2 separate regions of the Homo sapiens genome follow, and region 1 is linked to region 2. Evidence: read pairs that join two places in POLR2A ChIA-PET (ENCODE). Cell type or tissue: GM12878. All regions are shown on one strand. Links, peaks and the distances in the headings refer to the core of each region. The heading gives the core; the rest is flanking DNA.

Region 1 (6,920 bases), core at 1,694-5,693, 80 kb before region 2:
AGTTCAAAATCAGCTTGAACAACATGGTGAAACCCCGTCTCTACTAAATATGCAAAAATTAGCTGGGCAAGGTGGCGCATGCCTGTAATCCCAGCTACTCAGGAGGCTGAGGCAGGAGAATCACTTAAACCCAGGAGGGGGAGGTTGCAGTGCAGTGAGCCGAGATTGTACCACTGCACTCCAGCCTGGGCGACAGAGTGAGACTCCATCTCAAAAAAAAAAAAAAAAAAAAAAAGAGATTTGGTCTTTTGAGGTAGTTTTGTATATTTTGTAGGTGACCTGTATTTCTTTTCATTCTTTTTTTTCTCCTCATTTCTCCTCTGTGTATTTTCAAATAGCCTGTCTTTGAGCTCATTGATTCTTACTTCTGCTTAATCCATTCTGCTGTTGAGAGCCTCTAATGAATTTTTCAGTTCAGTAAACGTATTTCTGTTTCAAGATTTGTGATTTTTTATACTTTATTTTATTTTATTTTTAAATTTTGAGACAGAGTCTCACTCTGTTGCCCAGGCTGTAGTGCAGCAGTGCAATCTTGGCTCATTGCAATCTCCGCCTTCTAGGTTCAAGCAATTCTCATGCCTTAGCCAACTGAATAACTGGGATTACAGGCATGCGTCACCATGCCCAGCTAATTTTTGTATTTTTAGTAGAGATGGGGTTTCACCATGTTGGCCAGGCTGGTCTCAAACTCCTGGCTTCAAGTGATCCTTCTGCCTCGGCCTCCCAAACTGCTGGGATTACAGGTGTGAGCCACTGCACCCAGCCGCAAGATTTGTGTTTTAAAAAACTGCTTCAATATCTTTGTTAAATTTCTCTGACAAATTTTGGAATTGCTTTTCCATGTTATCTTGGAAATTACTGAGTTTCCTTAAAACTGCCATTTTGAATTCTTGGTCAGAGAGTTTATATATCACCATCTTGTTAGGGTCAGTTACTGGTTCCTTGCTTTGTTCATTTGAGGCAGTCATAGCACTCTACTGGCTGCCGTTTCTTGTGGATGTATGTCTATGTTTTTGCATTGAAGGATTAGTTATTCCAGTCTTCTTTGTCTGGCTTGTTTTGGTTTTTATTGGGTATGTTTGCTTAGAGATTCTTTGTAATTTATCAGTTGATTTTCTTTCTTATGTTCCACTGCTAGGTTGCTGCCTCCTTTTTGGCACTAAATGGTGCCTTAAGCCCGGGTTTGCCCTGGTTCTATTAAACAACCAGAGTACCACCAGTACTGAATGGGGTAGGTCTCAAGGGGGAATATCCTGGTAATATCGAAAGGCTGGTTAAGAGTTTATGCCCAAGGATATGTGGAACAAACCTACAGTGTGGTGCTGCTCTAATTTGGTGTCTTCTTTGGCTGAGAGCAGTTTTCACAGCTGGAGATGGTAGTCCTGCCTCCTCAGTTTCCTTAGGGTGATTTCTCCTTTCAAGCACTCCCAGTGCATCCTGTGGTTTGAGGCAGGGACAGGTCTCCTGACAGAGAACCAAGAGGGTGGGCAAGCTGGTTGTCCACCCCAACTCACTTTTTCCAGTGTAGAAACCATGCGTCAGGGGAAATTTTCTATGCATTTTGTGCTAGGCAGACTGGGGAAAGGGGTGTCACAGATATGGAAGTCCAAGTCTCTTACCATCTGCTTGGAGTTTTTTTCGCTTCTCTGAGGCCAGGAGAACTTTCTCATCTTCATATTTGAGTTATAATTTATTGCTAGTGATAATCTCAGCACTGTATATTTGATCTTGGTTTTCTTTGGGGTGAGTGAAGCCAGCTTGTTTCTACACCAGCTTGTTTCTACACTCGTTTCTGGTTCTGCCATTTCAGAACCAGAAGTCTCCACAATTTTAAATAGAGTGGTCTGTCTGGGTAGACTTTATTGGGAAGAAGACATGACAAAGAGAAAACTTGAGCAAAGATTTGGCCTTAAATGTGAATAGGCTTGGCATACTTGAGGAATGTTCAGAGAACAGTGTGGCTGGACCGAGGGAGAGAGGGTGAAAAAAGTGAGAAAGTTGAAATTGTTTGCTGTTGGAAGGAGAAAATTAGAAGCAAGGAGGGTTTGGGCAGAAGATTGCCTTTCATAAGTCATGTATGATCATTTCCTTTTTCAATTGTGGACATGTTAACTTTTGTAAAAATAGAGCTTAAACTTAAAAATTATAAATCACAAAATGCAATGTGATTTCCTGAATTGGAACAGAAAAAGAATGTTAGTGGAAAAACTGGTGAAATCTGAATAAAGGCTAGTTAATCATAATGTACCCTTTTTTTTTTTTTTTTTTTTTAGTTTTAGCAAGTGTACCATGTAATATAAGATGGTAACATTAGGGGAAACTAGGTGAGGGGTATATGATAATTCTCTGTATTATCTTTGCAACTTTTCTGTAATTTTTCTAAAATTATTCCAAAATAAGTTTATTTTTAAAAAGCCTTTAAAACAAACAAAAAATTGAATCAGCTGATAAAATGCTGCCTTTTCCCTTTCCCCAATTCCAAGCCTTGTACTCTTACCTGGGTTTTAGCAGTTGGTCATTATTAGGTAGGAAGATGTGATTTACCTATGGACCCGGGCTGATCTCCAGATGGAAGGAAAAAGGCCAGCAGGGAAGGCTCTGTATATCATATCTGTGGAGCATCCAGCTCACAGCTTCTTGGTGGGTGACATTCAGAAGCTGAGAAGCAGAAACCAAAACAGAGGCATTTATGCAGGGGAAAAACAAAACCAAAAACAAAACATTAATGTGTAATTCCCATAAGTTCTTAAGAAAGCAGAGTAACAAATATATCTTTGCAGGACTTTATTTCTTAATCTCTGTCTCTAGAACTCTGTAGTTATTTCTAATAATGAGTAGTTTCAAAGTAGAAATAATCCCAGATCCTTGATCGAATAGCTTTTTTCCTCTCTGCAGAGCTTCCTAAATATTTTTGGTGGGGGTGCCTGTTCAGGTGCTTCTGCAGTTGATGCTGAAATATTTCCTTATGTCAGTGCTTTCCATGTATAATTTTACATGCTTCAATGTATGAATTACTAGAAATGTGCCTTAAAAAGTTTTATATAATTATTTAGTATGGAGCTAGCAAAAAAAAAAAAAAAAAAAAAAAAAGGTGGCGGGGCGGGGAGAAGAAAAAAAAATAATGAAGAAAAAGCTTAATTTTTGGTAACTATTGCCTCCTACTCCCTCCCTGGCAAGTCTTTTTTTGAGTTTTGAGGAAATCCTTTTCTGCTCATGCTTTTTCCACATATTCTACCTTCATCCTCAATTCTTCTCCCTTCTCTATTGTTTAAGTTCTTGGGATTAAAATCCAGGAAGGAAAGTATTTTGCATATTATTTTTATATTTTGCCCCATGACATACCTCCTCTGAGATGGAGTAGGCTACTCCTTAAACTGGGGTGAAAGAAGAAGGGAAAAAGAAAATGAGAGAAAGAGAGAGAGAGAAAAAAAGGACATTTCAGCATATTATCCAGCCACATTCAGTCCACTTTTCTTGCATCTAGGAGTCTGCCCGATGTATTTTCTGGGATTGTTAGCAGTTAGGGGATGAACAGTGAGCACTCTGGAGTTTGTTTTGATTTTATTTGTGTTCTTCACGCCTTTTAAAAAATCACATAAGAAATAAATTTATTGCAGAAAACAAAAAAAAGTGATAGAAAAAATGTTAAAATAAATTGAAAATCACCTTTAATCTCAGAAATACAGAAACACTTATCCTCGTCCAAAATATCACCAACCACTCAGTGCCAGAAACCAACACACGTAGAGAAATAGAAACAAGGGGTGAAGCCCTGAGCGTGTGACCCTGCGGCTGCAGAAGCTTCTGAGACCCAGCTGCCTGTTCTTCTTTTGGCTTTGTGGTTTCGTGTTTTGCCCATCACATTAATTTTCTGTATTGAATGACACTCTTTTGGTTGTGGCAGAAACCCAAGTTGAATTTATTTATAAAAAAATAAATAGAAGGCTGGGCGTGGTGGCTCACGCCTGTAATCCCAGCACTTTGGGAGGCTGAGGCGGGTGGATCATGAGGTCAGGAGATTGAAACCATCCTGTCGAACACGGTGAAACCCCGTCTCTACTAAAAAATACAAAAAATTCGCCGGGCATGTTGGCGGATGCCTGTACTCCCAGCTACTTGGGAGGCTGAGGCAGGAGAATGGCATGAACCTGGGAGGGGGAGCTTGCAGTGAGCTGAGATCACGCCACTGCACTCCAACCTGGGCGACAGAGCGAGACTCCATCTAAAAAATAAAAATAAAATAAAATAAAATAAAATAAAATAAAATAAAATAAAATAAAATAAAATAAAATAAATAAATAGAAACAGGATGCCTGCTCAGATTGCATAAGTTTGAATACCAACTCCATGTGGTCTTTGGCATATTACTTAACCTCTAAAAGCCTCTGTTTTCTCATCTGGGAAAGGGTACCCATGTTCTCTGGAGATTGTTATGGGAATTGAATAAGATAAGAAATGGGCCTAGCACATGTTAATCACTTAATACATGGTGCTAGTCTAGCAGTAATTGAATAGTATGTGGTCACCCGAGTGGAGGAAGTTGTGTTGTTAGCATGTTATTCCTAGAGGAAGTTGGAAGGCAGGTAACAGAGGGAGTGAGGCAGGCCTTTTCTTTCTCACATGTGCACGCCCGTGAACTCCACCATGACCTGCTGTAAGAATTGCTGGTGTAGACAGCCATGCTGCTAATATCCTCCTCCACCATGAATACCCCCAGGGAGCACAAGAGGCCCTGACTGACTATCTCTTGACTAATGGTCAGGCCACGGTAGCCAGAGTCCAGGAAAATCTCAAACTTCATCAGTAATGAGGGGAGATTTTGCCACAGGTTATCTGAGGGAGCCAAGAGCTCTGCAGTTTGAGATAGTGGTTTCAGATCTGTGGAGTCACAAAAAGTCATGTAAGATACCTCTGAGAATTTAGGTTTGTTCATTCTACTGAGGGTAGAACTGCACATTGTATTTATGTCCTGAGCCCATCTTTTTGTCTTTTTTTTTTTCCAAATCAAATCAACTTTGAGGGGGATATTTAGCATCTAGTTAAAACAGCTTATGAAAAACCAGCCAAAGTCTGGTAAAAAAAACCTCTTTGGAAATGACGACCATAATCTCTGGTTTGTAGATCTTTACTGCTCTTACTAAATGTTCAAAGAGTTTTCTGGGTTTTTTGTTTGTTTGTTTGTTTTTTAGAGATTAGTATGCACACATGAATTAGGAAGTATTCCTAAAATCAGGAAGCAGGAAGAAAGCAGGATTGAGCAGAGGGAGAACTTGGCTATGATGTTGTTACAACGCCCTCAATGGATCCTATAGAGAGTGATGAAGCTAGACGTGACTTTCAGAGTTGTGCAGAGCTGGGGTGAGAAGGCCAGGCCTCAACCCCTCCCACCCCAACCCCCACACTACCTAACTGGATGGACATTAGATGTGATGTTCAAAGGATCTTAATGGAATAGTTGTTGAAACAGATCTGAGATGCAGTAAATTTTGGTCTGCAGAATCAAGTCAGCATTACCTCAATCAGAATTTGTGATGAACATATACAAATACATCTGGCTTGAGACAGCCTAGTTTGAAAATATACACAGGCTCAGAAGGGACACGCTGTTTCTCACCAAGTCCTAGGTTAGGCAATGCCACTGTAAGGTGATTGCTCCTCCTAGGCACCAGGCCTGTAGCCCAGGTAAAGCTGCCACTTGTGTGAATAGTGGAGGCTGGCTTTTGGACTTATGATCCAAGCAGACAGGTTTTTCCTAAGTATGGTTAACTGAGTCATAAACTATCACATCCTGTATAACCCATTTGTGTTTTTTTCTGACTAAAATAAAACTCTCCATTAAAACTGAACAGCAATTAAACGATTTCTAATCTCCACTTTACACACAAGGCAACCTGCAATTTATAATAAGATTTGAAGACACAGAAACATCTCTTAGTTTCCCACCTCCCCACCGCCCCCGCCACTGATCTGCTTCAATAGCTGGAAATCTTTGTTTAATCTGACTCCAGGTCTTTCTTTGTGTTTGAGAAAACATTCAGACTGCATCTTCTGTGGCTTCTCTATGTCCCAGCTGCAACTTCAAGAACCCTGATCAGTGCGATCAAAGTTGTAATTTAAAGCTTTTGGGAAGCCCAGGCTTTCTCTGTATTAGACAGTTATCAGTCCTCATTATCAAACCACTCATCCCCTTTGTTGCTCTATATAATAGAAAAAGCAGCTTCCTGCTCCCAGTGACTTGGCAAAAAATTGAATAAGAGAGAGAGATTATGGCCATGGCAGGTGTGCACAGCAGGGTCCTTCCCAAACCCCCTCTCCTCCGAGCCTTCTCTAATCAGAAGGAGTCATTGGTTTCCCTTTTCAAAGGAGCCTGTCTACTTGGCCTCATCCCAGGGTCGAGAGTAGCTCAATGATTAAATTCAGTGACAGAATGTAGCAGCTCTTCCTGCTGGAACCTTTCCAGACTACTTCCACCACAGCCATTAATTTCTTGAAATTAATTTTTCCTTTTATCTAAGCAGTACACACATATCTTTAAAAGTTAATGACAGAAGTCTCCTATGAAAAAACAGCAGTCTCCTGCCCCATCCACTCCTTTATTCTTATTAAGTTTTTTTCTTTGCCGTTTATCTCTATTTTTATTCTATTTGATATGTGCGTATCATTGGTTTGAGGCATCAATTTTAAACTTTATCTTTTGGCTTTCTCATGAACTACAAGAGATATAACTTTCTTTCTGTTCTGATTTCAGATTTATATTTTTTATATATTATTTCATTATATTATTTTATATTATAAAATGTTATATTATTATGACTATGTAAATATTGTTTATTGCAGAGCAAAGGAGTATATTATAATGTTTTATTTTTATACATTTTTGGATATTCCTAGGGTTAATAATTGCCTTTCCATCCATTTGC
Region 2 (6,920 bases), core at 1,974-5,973:
CCAACATGGTGAAACCCTATCTCTACTAAAAATGGAAAAATTAGCTGGGTGTAGCGGCACATGCCTGTAATTCCAACTACTTGGGAGGCTGAGGCAGGAGAATCTCTTGAACTTGGGAGGCAGAGGTTGTGGTGAGCCGAGATCGTGCTATTGCACTCCAGTGTGGGTGACAAGAGCAAGACTCTGTCTCAAAAAAAAAAAGGAAAACTGTAACCATACACTACATATGCATTTAAAGTATCTGAAAGGACAAATATAAAAATATTTACAGTAATTGTTCTAGATTATAAGGTTATAGCTTTTAAAAAATCTATGTCTTCTAGCTTTTTCTCAATGAACATGTATTACTTGCATAAATAAATAATATGTTTGGTTTTTGGTTTGAAGTCTCTGTTTCAGCTTCATTAGGCTAAAGATGTTTGGACAAACTATTCTTTTTTTTTTTTTCTGAGATGGAGTTTCGCTCTTGTTGCCCAGGCTAGAGTGCAATGGCACAATCTCAGCTCACCACAGCCTCCGCCTCCGAGGTTCAAGTGATTCTCCTGCTTCAGCCTCCCGAGTAGCTGAGATTACAGGCATGTGCCACCAAGCCTGGCTAATTTTGTATTTTTAGTAGAGACGGGGTTTCTTCATTTGGTCAGGCTGGTCTCAAACTCCCGACCTCAGGTAATCCGCCCGCCTCAGCCTCCCAAAGTGCTGGGATTATAGGCGTGAGCCACCTCGCCCGGCCAGACAAACTATTCTTTTAAATGTGATTATCACTTAAATCAGTAGACTTTGAGTAAAGCAGATTACCTTTCATTATGCAGTGGGCTTCATCCAATTAGATAAAGTCCTTAAAATTTAATAACATAAGGCCGGGCGCAGTGGCTCACGCCTGTAATCCCAGCACTTTGGGAGGCCGAGGTGGGTAGATCATGAGGTCGGGAGATCAAGACCATCCTGGCTAACACGGTGAAACCCTGTCTCTACTAAAAAAAATACAAAAAATTAGCCGGGCGTGGTGGAGGGCGCCTGTAGTCCCAGCTACTTGGGAGGCTGAAGCAGGAGAATGGCATGAACCTGGTGGGGGCGGAGTTTGCAGTGAGCCGAGATCACGCCACTGCACTCCAGCCTGAGCGACAGAGCGAGATTCCGTCTCAAAAAAAAAAAAAATTAATAACATAAAATTAACTATCCTAGTTGAGTAGCTGAAAAAATTCACATTTTTATTAAGAAGTATTTATTAAGCACATAGAATATGTGATGTGTTGAGAGCACAAAGTTGGATAAAACCTAGTCCTTTCCCCCAAGAAGCTCCTCATCTTTTAGAAGAAGGTGGTCAAAGAAGCAGACAATAATAATACAAGATGATAAGAGCAATGGTGGAAAGGCTCCTGGAGGTGAGTGGGGTGTTATCTTTTTTTTGGGGGGAGCTACAAAATTTGATATAAGTCTATGAAATGAACCATAAGATCAAGGAGCTTATGTCTGAATCCAGACGCAGAATGAACCAACCTCATGACTAAAGTTGTCTAGGATGACACAGAACTTGGTTTAGACAAAAAGGTGACACTGAACTGCATCTAAAGAATAAGTAGAAATGCTCATGAAGGGGGAAGAGGACAGTGCATTCCAGGTTGAGAATGGGACGATGGGGTAGCACACAGCATGAGTCGAATCAGAGAGAGCATGGTGCATCAGGAATTTGTGTTACTCAAGTGGGAAAAGTGGGGAGAGCCACAGGAAAGATTCTTGAGATCCATGAAGCAACCTATATTTACTGGGAGTCTGCTATTGCCAGGTACTGAGCATGTGTGTGGGTGTTGGGGAGGGGGGATGGAGTATGAAGAAGAGTGTGGTGTTTCTGCCTTCAAGGAGTTAACAGATAGGCTGGACACACACACACACACACACACACACACACACACACACACACAGAGCATTCTGCATAGGCTGGAGTGATCCGAGATGGTTTTGTCCATTGTAGTTGTATATGTCTTGTGTCTGGGGTGGAAGATGGGAGTAGACCAGGGTGAAGGGGAGGGACAATAGAGAAAGGGTGCAGCCATATGTAAGCAAAGGTTCAAAGAAGGCTCAGAGGAGCCCAGTTTCCACTACCCTGGGAAGAAATCAAATTTGCTGGATAGAAGAGTTTGCATCAGGAAGGAGGCTAGGGCAGGGTGGAACTGGGAGAGTGATAAACACCAGCTGAAGTAACTTGGACTTCATCCCGTGGGCAGTAAGGCTTGATCAAAACAGGAGTGTGGCAAAATTTTAGGTGTGTAAGATGGTGATGTGGGTGTAGGAAGAGCAGCTGAAGTGTAGGGATTTTGAGGGAGGGAGCAAGATCAGGGATGGGGCAATATTATAAAGAGCTTTGAACAATAAGCTAAAGGCTTTGAAGTTTATCCTTCAGGTTACTAGTGTTTTTCCAAAAAGTTTTAAAGCAGTGGCACCTGCCCCCCTGTTTTTTTTTCAAAATAATCTTAGCAGAAGTTCAAAATATCAAACAGAAACCAGCAGCCATCAAGTTTGCTTGGTTCAAAAACTGCTGAAAGCAATGGGGATTCAAGGAAGTTGTAAACTCTGATGGCAGTGTAGGATCTGATTGACAGGAGAGAAGCTGAAGGCTAGAGGCAGGTTAGAAAGAGATGATGAAGGTGTGGATGGTGGAGAAGAAGGGAGCGAGATGGATTTGAAGGGTTTAGGAGGGAGAAGCAACAGGGAGGAGAGGGGAAGAGCCCAATCCCAGCCAGGAAAGAGAAAGCAGAGCCCTTGATGGTGGTTGTGGGGTGAGGTTCTTGGCTGCCATCAGGGAGGAGAACTTGAAAACATCTGGTCCAGTTGTGTGGCCTCTGCTACGGATGGACAGTACTGCCTGTCCCCTAAACTTTGTTCAGTGCTGAGACTTTTTGGAGGAACTTTTGGAAGAAGATTTGAATTTTGAGTCTTACAAAAAGTACAATACTGTGCATGTGTCCATGCAGTCTGAGAATCAGAAGTAAAACAACTCTTCTATCTGGGCTGTCAGAAAAGTTTTGTTTGAAAGTTCCAACACAGTGCCTTTTCTTTTTTAATTTTTATTTTAAGTTCAGGGGTACATGTGCAGGATGTGCAGGCTTTTTACATAGGTAAATGTGTGTTAAGGGAGTTTGTTGTACAGATTATGTCATCGGCCAGGTATTGAGCCTAGTATCCATTAGCTATTTTTCCTGATCCTCTCCTTTCTCCCACCCTCTGCCCTCCAGTAGGCCCCAGTGTGCGTTGTTCCCCCCTGTGTGTCCATGTGTCTATGTGACACAGTTCTTGGTATTGCTAACAAAAATAAGCTTGAGTCCTGGGCTAAAATGACCTATACAGATCCCTGACTGTCGAGAATTGTGAAGGATTTGAGATTTTGCTGTACTTGCAAGCTAACAAGCCTGACTCACAGATGCCAACAGAAGACAGAAGACTCCTGGGTCAGAGGCAAAGAACAGGTTAGTACTTAAGTAATAGCAGCAGCCTAGTATCCCTATTTTTGCATTGGTTCCTCAAACCTCAATTTCCACAGGGTGACAAAAGACCCAGGTAATTCTTGCACTTGTTGTGGGTTACATTATAAGAGAGGAATTCCAGGCTTAGTGAACTCAAATCTTTTGTGATGGGCCAGGTGCGGTGGCTCACATCTGGAATCCCAGCACTTTGGGAGGCTGAGGTGGGAGAATTGCTTGAGCCCAGAAGTTGGAGGCAGCCTGGGCAACATGATGAAACCCCATCTCTACAAAAAATACAAAAATAGTCAGGGGTGGTAGCATGCACCTATGGTCCCAGCTACCTGGGTGGCTAAGGTAGGAGGACGGCTTGAGCCGGGGAGGTCGAGGTTGCAGTCAGCTGAGATTGCACCACTGCACTCCAGCCTGGGTGACAGAGGGAGACCCTGTCTCAGAAAAACAAAATGTTTTGTGACAGACAATAAGCCTACCTGAACTTTGCCCTGAAAAAAGATACTATCTTTGTTAATACTGGGCGTAAACAAACCTGACCCTGCCCTGGAGGGAGACACTATACCTTCCAGGGCTGTTAGCTGCACAGACATCCTTGAAAAGATAGTCTGAAATAGAGGCAGGGAGTGCTCCGACTCTAAGATATGCACAAATGCCAGAGACCTGTGAAGAATTGTCTCCTAACATGACAAGGCTCTGATAATGCTGAGCTGAAGAGAAGACACATTTCTTTCACTCCATATCTTTTTCCTCCGTGGAACCCATCATACTAGATGACTTTTCCAGTTGACCTAAAAGGTCAAGTCTTCTCTCACACTGGAATTCTTTGAAGTGTCTCAGATATCTGACCACTAGGTATCTGAAGTTCTACCCTGAAGGGAAGTTCTACTTGTCTATGCATGGCTAGTTTAATGATTTTTCACTGACCATGCCTTTAAGTTACTTTGATTCTTCTTACCTCAAAGCTCTCAGCTTCTTTAGTAGCTTGAAATTTTGTAAAACTGAACCAATCCTATTTACTTGGACCAAATTGCTAAACTCAAAATTAAGAGGTCTATGAGGAACGTTCAGAAACTCTCCTAAATAATTTTCTCAAGTTTGAAAGAAATAAAATGCATATAGAGCTTTGCAGAAAGCAGTTGTAAAATAGAGCAGCCAACACATCATGGTGAAAGATTTAATGAGGCAATTGAAGAAAGTACTTCCATATCTTGCGGGTTCTTCTAAGCTACCAGTCTTGTTACTTTATAATCTCACCACACTGAAGAGTCACACTCTGGAACCTACAGATATGATGAGTTTTGTCAAAACAGCTCTGCAGATGGGACGAGGAACTGTAGTTCCTTTGAGCCAGATCTCTAAAGGGGATCCCCTTACCCGCTTCTGAGTCTAGAGGTCTCCAGCAGAGGCTGCGTCTTATTGCAGTGGACCCGCCTTGTATATCAAGTGAAACTAACTTTGCTTCTGCTGCAATAACTGATTGAACCAGGGATCATTACCCAAACCAAAGGCGACTGGGTATAGATTGGACATCATGGAGCTCAACCCATTGTGAGGTGGCTTGGAGAAAAATTTAGCTCTTAGTACAGGTGATCCACATCGGATGGGACAGAAAAACCCAACCAAATCTTCTCTATAAGGCATATAAATGTCAGATCCACAGAGGGATGTTGGTATACCCTTAGTAAACAAAGCTGTCGGTGGTTCAGTTCTCCTTGAGTCCTGGTTATCAAACCCAGCATACACTGGGACTCAAACAAACAGAAGAGTTGAGAAGAATAAACAGATCCTGCATGCTCTCACATTCCCTTGTATGCTCATCTCTATTTCCAAGCCATCCTTGAAATAGAAAAACATCTTTATGTCCTAAAACAATTTAAGGACCTTTTAATCAATGTGTAAACAGACCTAGGATTAGAGTTAAAGAGGTGGAAAGTAAATCCCACATGCAGAAGATCTGAGACCCTGGAGAAGAGGCACTGTGCTCTAGCCCAGCACTCTATAAGCATCAAGTTAGGCAGACATCTGCTGGTGAGGAGAGAAAGGTAGCTTCGCTGTCGGTACTGTCAAAGACAAAGGTGAAGACTTGCTCCCAGCTGCTGCAGGAAAACATTCTATAGTGTGGTCCACAATGTATGAGAGACTAAAAAAGTTCAAGCACATTAGGAATGAAAGCTTCTTTGTCCACACCCCTTCAGTAGAGGATCTCATCCTTTCCCATGCCTCTAAATATAAGTGAACTTGACAACTCCCAAATTTTACCTGCAGCCAGATTTCTGATATGAACAGAAACTCATGTAACTGTCCACTTGTGATCTCCGCTTGAGTTATCACAGGCATTTCAGTTTAGCATGTCTGAAATGGAACTCCAGATCTATCCATCAAATCCATTCTTCCCCATATTTCTGTCTCAATAAAGGGTACTTCTCACTTGCTTAAGTCAGGAACCTGGAGTCGCTCTTCATCCTTCATATCCAATCCACCAGCAAGTGCTGTCAGTTCTATCTCCAAAACATGTCTTGACTCCACCCGCTTTTCTCCCTCTCTACAGCCATCATCGTTTGCCAGACCACAATCATCTTTTGCCTGTTTGGCTCAGTGGCCTCCTAACTGGTTGACCAGTTCCCCTTCTGCTCTTTTCCAATCCTTGTTCCAGACAACAGCCTGAGTGATTAAAATATCACCCCTCTGTATTTGCAGATTCTGCATTCAGAAATTCAACCAACTGCGGATCAGAAATATTTGAAAAAAATTAAAAATAACAATACAACAATAAAAATAATGCAAATTAAAAAACCAATACAGTACAACTGTTTGCATAGCATTTACATTGTATGAGGTATTAGGAGTAATCTAGGGATGATTTAAAGTATATGGGAGGATGTGTGTAGGTTATATGCCAAAACTATGCCATTTTATATCAGGAATTTGAGTATTTTGGTGTCCCTGGGGAGTTCTGGAAGCAATTCCTTGAAGATACCTAGGAATGCTGTATATATACACAGTCAACATGTCTCTTAACAATGAAAATATGTCCTGAGAAATGCGTCATTAGGTGATTTTGTCATTATGGGAACATCATTGAGTGTTCTTACACAAACCTAGATGGTAGAGCCTACTACACACCTAGGCTGTATGGTATAGCCTATTGCTCCTAGGCTACAAACCTGTACAGCATGGTACTCTATTGAGTACTGTAGGCAATTGGAGTACAATAGTATTTGTGTATCTAAACATAGATAAGGTACAGTAAAAATATGATATTATAATCTTATGAGACTGCTGTTGTATATGCGGTCTATTGTTGACTGAAATATCATTATGTGGCATATGACATGTATACACACACACACACACACACACACACACACACACACACACTGAACCATGCCACTGACCTGCTTAGTACCCTTTAGAGGCTTCCCATTGAACTTGGAATAAAAATCCCACCTT

The links. ChIA-PET counts read pairs that join two places held together with the same protein. Peaks named below come from ENCODE experiments on the same cell type or tissue, not always from the same donor. Only the 100,000 strongest peaks of a DNase experiment are listed, where the experiment ranks them.
Region 1: POLR2A ChIA-PET joins it to region 2 with 6 read pairs; 3 of 35 experiments call an interaction of 5 or more read pairs at or near these places.

What each region holds. Positions count from the first base shown.
Region 1 is chr2:74,729,488-74,736,407 of GRCh38, forward strand. The region is part of intron 2 of LOC102724497 (a long non-coding RNA gene); the gene reads left to right. Among named protein-coding and RNA genes, the nearest start is that of SEMA4F, 79 kb to the left of the region's middle. In GM12878, for the core only: no CTCF peak of the experiment used is centred there; a DNase peak (open chromatin) is centred at 3,771.
Region 2 is chr2:74,809,049-74,815,968 of GRCh38, forward strand. No RefSeq gene overlaps it. Among named protein-coding and RNA genes, the nearest start is that of HK2-DT, 21 kb to the right of the region's middle. In GM12878, for the core only: no CTCF peak of the experiment used is centred there; no DNase peak of the experiment used is centred there; H3K27me3 peaks cover 153 bases.